2 separate regions of the Homo sapiens genome follow, and region 2 is linked to region 1. A link is a contact called in ENCODE Hi-C data. All regions are on one chromosome and are shown on one strand. Each heading gives the region's core, a stretch centred on a gene start or an enhancer-like site at or near the end of the contact. The rest is flanking DNA. Distances are from core to core; before and after follow the strand shown.

Region 1 (3,260 bases), core at 559-3,058:
GGTTTGTCATACTGCACAGTATTCAAAAAACAAATTTATTGTTGCTCTTGTTTGGTTTTTCATGTAGGCCTCATAGATAATCCACTTAGGTGCTTCTTCTAGAGCCCTGAGAGGTCCGCATCCTTCCAGTAACAGGACATTTTAAGGGATCCATTTGTAAAAGTGAACAAGATTGTTTGCAGATAGGGTCTTCCATCCCTTCACAATTGCTCAGTAAATTGTTGCTGATTGACTTGTGGTAGTAGATTAAAAGTGATTAACAAGAAGCAAAGTGATGGTTCCTGCCTTGCAGGTTTTTAATAGGTTTTAAGCTTATTCATAGGTTTGTGAACAATCCAGAACATTGAATGAAAAAGGACTGGCAAGAAGAGGATGGACATGAAAGTAGATTTTATTAGATTACAGATATTAAGATTCTTGTCCTGGATCATTTTTGTCATCTCTGCAAGGACGATCAGAGCAGAGCCCTGCTGCCCTTGCAGGAAAGAAAAGCCTCTGCAGCTTCTTTCCAGCGTCTTTGAGAAAATTTTTATGTCGCACGATCTGCTGACTGCCACTTGGTGCCCTGTATGGATTTTCTAGAGAGTTTGATGGGCAAGAAGAAAATATGCAGACGCTTCAGAATCCATGACACACGTCTATTTTCCAGCGTTGGCTCTGCCATAACCCAAAGAGAGGTTTCAAAAACAGAATGAAAGCATGCACTACTATAATAAAGTGGAATGTTAGGGGAGAAAAAAGAGGGTAGTGGAGAACATATGGTTCTACTGCATGAAATGCTGAGTGTCTCTTGCACAGGCATTTGCATGCAGGGCCAGATACGTAATGTGCAGGGCCCAGGGCAAAAGGAAAATATGGGGCCTCTCATGCAAAATTATTGAGAATTTCAAGATAGTGAAGCAGAGGATTACATCAAGTACAGGAACTGTTCTGAGTATGGGACCCTGCTCATGTGCATAGGTTTCACCCCTATGAAGCCGGCAGTGTGTTTGTGTGTGTGTGTGTGTGTGAGAGAGAGAGATGGAAACAGAGACATACACAAATATACACATGAGAGAGGGAGGAGCTTTCTTAACGTTCTGTTTTTACTGCTTTACATTTTAAGGCAGAGATTCTCAACCTTTGCACTAACTACATCTTGGAACAGATAAATCTTAGTTGTGGGGGTCATCATGTGCCTCACAGGGTGCTCAGCCTTCTCCTTCTTATTTACCCACTACATGCCAGCAACACCTCCCAGTGCCAGTTTTGACCATCAAAAATATCTTCAGACACTTGCCACATGTTTCTTTGTGGGGCAAAATCACCCTGGTTGAGAATAACTAAGATAAGATTTCCCACATTCCCAAAGAGAGCTTAATGGCCTTTCTTTCTTTCTTTCTTTCTTTCTTTCTTTCTTTCTTTCTTTCTTTCTTTCTTTCTTTCTTTCTTTCTTTCTTTTTCTCTTTCTTTCTTTCTTTCTTTCTTTTTCTTTCTTTCTTTCTTTCTTCTTTCTTTTTTTCCTTACCCAAGCATGAATAAAATATGAAAGACTCGAGCCCAGTGGGTGCAAAATACCGACTATCCATACAAGGCTCATCTGGTTTGGGGTGAAGGCCCATCCCGGTTCTTCATATGCGCACCTTGTTCTGGCTGCCTTGGGTGAATATGCATTTCACAGATTGTCTGTTCTCTGAGCCCTGAAAATGTATCCTTTAATCTTCAACTCAGAAAACCCCTTGACTCTGGAATGAGACACCAAAGGCCTTCCAGTGACAGGCTGGGAGAGAGCTGTTTGGATTGCTAATTTGTTTTCACTCTTTAGTCTGTTTTTCCTTCGTGCTGATGTTCCTCTTTAGACCTTGAGTATGAATAATTCTGCATAGCCTGAGGGGAGAAGCAGGAGGCCTGCTTGTAGAGTTGTTTGTACTGTAACGAAATAGAAAGTTTAAAAGCTTACTGAGCCTGAGCAGTTGAAAAGGGAGGGAGGTCTAGTAAGCACTTTCAAAATTACTCATAAAACATGACAAATTCTGGATGTCTCTTGGTGGTCAGGGAAATGAATTGCCCATTTCACTTAACAAAGGCACCCCCAAGCAGAACAGCTCCCCGAATGTCCAAGGCAGAGAAAAGTCCAAAGGCAGAGAGGTCCAATGAAGAATGCTCATCAAGATAGCCTTCCTAACTCTGTATTTCATGGAACTGTGAACTTGAAAGCCAAAGTAAGCCCTGACATTTTCTGGCTTGTGAGTAGTAACTTGATAGCTACTGTGTGAGATATCTCACTTCTCCTATTTCATATTCAGAGGGGTTCTGGTCTGGAGATGGTTGGACTTATTAAAACTTAATGACTCCTGGCTAACACACGGTGAAACCCCGTCTCTACTAAAAATATAAAAAAATTAGCCGGGCGTGGTGGCGGGCGCCTGTAGTCCCAGCTACTCGGGAGGCTGAGGCAGGAGAATGGCGTGAACCTGGGAGGCGGAGCTTGCAGTGAGCCCTGATGGCACCACTGCACTCCAGCCTGGGCGACAGAGCGAGACTCCATCTCAAAAACAAAAACAAAAAAACAAAAACTTAATGAGAAAAACTTTAAGGACCTTACGCTTGAGTGCTTTGCTGAAACTTTAGTTGCGTTAACTAGCCACAGGCTGGACGTCTCCTGCAGAACAGTTGTCCTGAAAATGTACAGGTTTATTATGTGCTGCATGGCTACATTGTATTATAAATACTCATTTATGTGAAAGTGACCCTTTCAAACTGTGAGCTCTTTGAGGTCTATGAATTCCCAGCAAATAAAACAATGCCTACCCTATAGTAAATGCTCAATTAATGACCTGAACTCATTTCAAGCCATAAAATAGATGAGATGAAAGAGTGGGGATCAGTTAAAAACATCCTCATTAGTTCGCACCACTGCACTCCAGCCTGGGCAACAGAGCGAGACCCTGTCTCAAAACAAACAAACAAACAAAAAACATTCTCATTAATGGAAGGACAAATTAGCAACCTGTCATTTTAATAAAAGATGAAAGGCAATACAGAGTGGCAGAATAGAGTTTTAACTGCTCTTCCTCCCCTTTCACCGAAGGGATCTTTGACTACTGGAAATAGCATAACACACTCGAATTTTGGACTGATGGATCACGAATACTAGCACTGGGAAGATTTATTTAATTTTTGTAGCTGTAATATGCTGAGGGAACAAAAGAATTAAAATATTCTCCTCTTCTCCTTTCAGATAGAATTGGCTGCCTAAGAATCTGCCCTAAGTGTTACAG
Region 2 (3,260 bases), core at 323-2,822, 780 kb after region 1:
CTAGAGAAACAGGGAAAATCCCTGATGTTCATTTGTTTCTCAGCTCTTCCTGTGAAGTGTAATACATGGGACTGGAGAAAACATAGCACAGAGATTAACAGTACAGAAACGAGGTTCGAGTTCCTTCTCTGCTGTTCCCACTGTCCTCACTGCTAACTAGGTGAAATCCAGCAAGTTATGGCACTTCTAAATATCACTTTCTTTCACTGAAAATGGGAATAATGACAGTTTCTATATAATAGGACTCCTAGGATGATTCAATAAGTCCTTAGCAAACATTGCTACCCAATTAATAGAATTAATTGACTACTTACTATGAGGCAGGACCTGTGCTAGATTCCTTTTTTTGGAGGGGGGATGGAATCTCACTCTTTTGCCCAGGCTGGAGTGCAGTGGCGCCATCTCAGCTCACTGCAACCTCTGCCTCCCGGTTTCAAGCGATTCTCCCTCCTCAGCCTCCCAAATAGCTGGGATTACAGGTGCCCACCACCATGCCTGGCTAATTTTTGTGTTTTTAGTAGAGACGGGGTTTCACCATGTTTGCGAGGCTGGTCTTGAACTCCTGACCTCAAGTGATCAGCCCGTCTCGGCCTCCCAAATTGCTGGGATTACAGGCATGAGCCACCGCACCTGGCGAAGGGAGAACTCTTAATGCTTTAACGGATTTTGCAAGTAAAGTCTGGATTAGTCAGGGTAGGTGTGAGGATCAAAGGGGAGCTTCACCCTACTAGCCTTGGCTCCAGTAGTTTATTCAATTACATTCAGCAGCAAGTATTGAACACTAATGATATGTAAAGTACTGTGATATAAAATAGTCCATGTCCTCAAATAATTTATAATCTTGTAGGAAAAATAAGACATACACAAATAAAAATAATGCAAAAACTTTAAGTTCCTTGAGAGAGGGCAACAAAGAATGATTCAAAGGCAAGAGAATCTATCCTATGGGATATATCCAAAAAGGCTTCATTGAAGATGTCAACTTGGGGATAACTTTGAAAGGCAGGATCTTAGAGAGGGAGGAATGTATCATGGAAAGAGGAAATAGAAATGTCTTGGATCAGCCTGTGTCCCCTTTCACTATAAGAGCCTGAAACAATGTGGCTTGTCTGTAATAGACACGTGAATCTCCACTCACGAATTGAGGGACTCCAGTTTGTAATTTATGTCCCCTACAGCCTACCTTTCCTTTTCTGCCCTGTGCTTAACCTAGTACATTGTGATGAAAGGTGGGACCTGGCCAACATAGTTTCTTCCCCCAAAATCGAAACATTCAACTTTAGGTTAAAGGTGGACACTTTCCCTAGTATATCTAATGATGGGCTGAGGCTCAGAGCTTTGCAGCTAAGCTCTGGCCTTATTGACTTAAATCATTTTAATGACACTTTAATATTAAAGAGTCACTGGGCCCAGTGTCTGTGAAATGCTCTCTGTGCCCTGCCTCTGCTAGAGCAGACACTGTGTGCAGGAAAGAAGACAAGAGAATGTAGGACAAGTCCTACTGGCCTTGCAAAGGTCCCACCCCCTAGTCCCTGTGACGCATCCAGTGCAGGTGACATGTTCTCTAAGGTGTGGATAGGCAATTAATTTCATGGAGAGTAGGAGGTGTGGGTTCAGCTGCTGCTTTTTTTTTTTTTTCAGTGAGGCATTATCTGAATGATGCTCATTCTCTCTTGAGTCTGGACTTCGTGCAACAAGCAGCAACTGGATATTATTTTAAAATAAGCATAAGCCACCCAAAGATACTGATCTGGGTCCTTCTTTTGGAAGAAGAGTTGATTGAGAAGTGCCTCTTGGTTAAGGATTAACCACAGGGAAAAATCCAGCAGAAACAGAAGAACTGTGGGTTTCTTACCCCAGCCCTCAAGGAAGCTATGCCGTGAAAGGGGTACTGATACACTGACATACAGCAAGTTGGACGGGGCATCAGTTCTTCATTTGTGGAGTGGAGAAAAGAAGAGGAAATCTCTCATTTGGGGCATTTGAAGGATGGCTTCCCTGTTTCATCAGCTTCAGATCCTGGTCTGGAAAAATTGGCTAGGTGTAAAAAGGCAGCCGGTGAGTTAAAAAAAAGTGTGGGAGTATGGGTCATGGGGCAATACGCCAGGTAATCCTAAAATGTGATCTTAATGAGAAGTGAAAACAGAAGAGTTTAAAGGCATTTTCCAAAGCAGGAAGTAAGATATTTAGAATTCATCCCCCTATCTGTCTTATAGCTAATGGAGCGAGTCTTAACATGCCCCCAAAAGCAGCCTTTTCATTTCAGTAAATTAAAGAGTAAACCAGGACATGCCCTGGGCAAAAAAAAAAGAACATGACTCATTACTGGCTGAACTGGAACGTTGAATTCTGGTTTCAAGCCAAAAGGCTTTCAGAATTTTTCTTAATGTAGTTAAAAATGGGATAGAGGAAAGAAAAGTATTATTTGAAATGTACAATAAATGGGAAGAAATATACTGGAAAACTGAAAGCCATAGAAAGTTTGGTTGAAAGGTAAAATACAGAACAGAAATAGTTTGAAGGCTATTAGTATAGAAAAGCTACTGAGAAATTTTAGTATCTAAAAATCATTTACTGGGAATACCAAACAAGAGTATGTATATGTGCTATGTTTTAAGAATATTATTGAATCACTTAGCTTTACTACTACAATCTATCTTCTCTTGCTCATTGCAACGTCTTTTTTGTACTCTTACATTAATGTTTGCGTTCTAATTACAAAGTTAGCTATTAGATCCTCATCAGATGGCTCCCAGGATGATTGAGAAAGGAATTGGTTTCTGGGAGTTGTTATATATTCAGAAGAATGTTTGAAAATCGGGGAAATCCAAAAAGGTATTCAATATACTTTATTTTAAAGTGGTAATTCCCAGCCTTGAATGAGTAATGTAAATATTATGCAAATAATATGCATCACACAGAAACCAGCACTTTATCTATGCACCTTATCTCGCTCCAGGCTTGCTTGGATTGCCTGACACTTTACTTGAGTGTTTTGATGTGTGTAGTAAGAGGAGGAAGTAGATGTTCATTTACCCTTGTGAATTTTGTGGGTAGGGTTTTAAAATTCTAAGGCATGTGATTGCATGGGTGTGGGGTTTGAATATAAAATTATAAACTCATTCATGTTTTTATTTGTTTTTTAACTGGAAAAAAAAAAGCACAGAAGAAAACCTCCCCATAATTATCATGTGGTTGATTCTGTGTGGCATAAGCAGGGAAAGGATCCTGGGTGTGTGGATGTGGTCATGTGGTCAGAG

Evidence for each region. A loop is a pair of places that touch in the nucleus more often than their neighbours do. Pooled maps may share reads with other maps.
Region 2: a map with no recorded cell type shows a loop between it and region 1 (3-fold over the local background). The contact joins the promoter of ABCA12 here to the enhancer-like site in region 1. A Hi-C loop is called at or near these places in 3 of 37 single-sample maps with no recorded cell type and 2 of 50 pooled maps.

Annotation. Positions count from the first base shown.
Region 1 is chr2:215,917,024-215,920,283 of GRCh38, reverse strand. No RefSeq gene overlaps it. Among named protein-coding and RNA genes, the nearest start is that of LINC00607, 75 kb to the right of the region's middle. Within about 2 kb of position 1,808, at least 4 of the 41 ENCODE cell types and tissues checked have a DNase peak (open chromatin) inside an H3K27ac peak, as active enhancers do.
Region 2 is chr2:215,136,938-215,140,197 of GRCh38, reverse strand. It overlaps ABCA12 (ATP binding cassette subfamily A member 12), which reads left to right and starts at 1,572. Exons shown (of 53, transcript NM_173076.3): 1 at 1,572-2,058. The coding sequence starts at 1,990.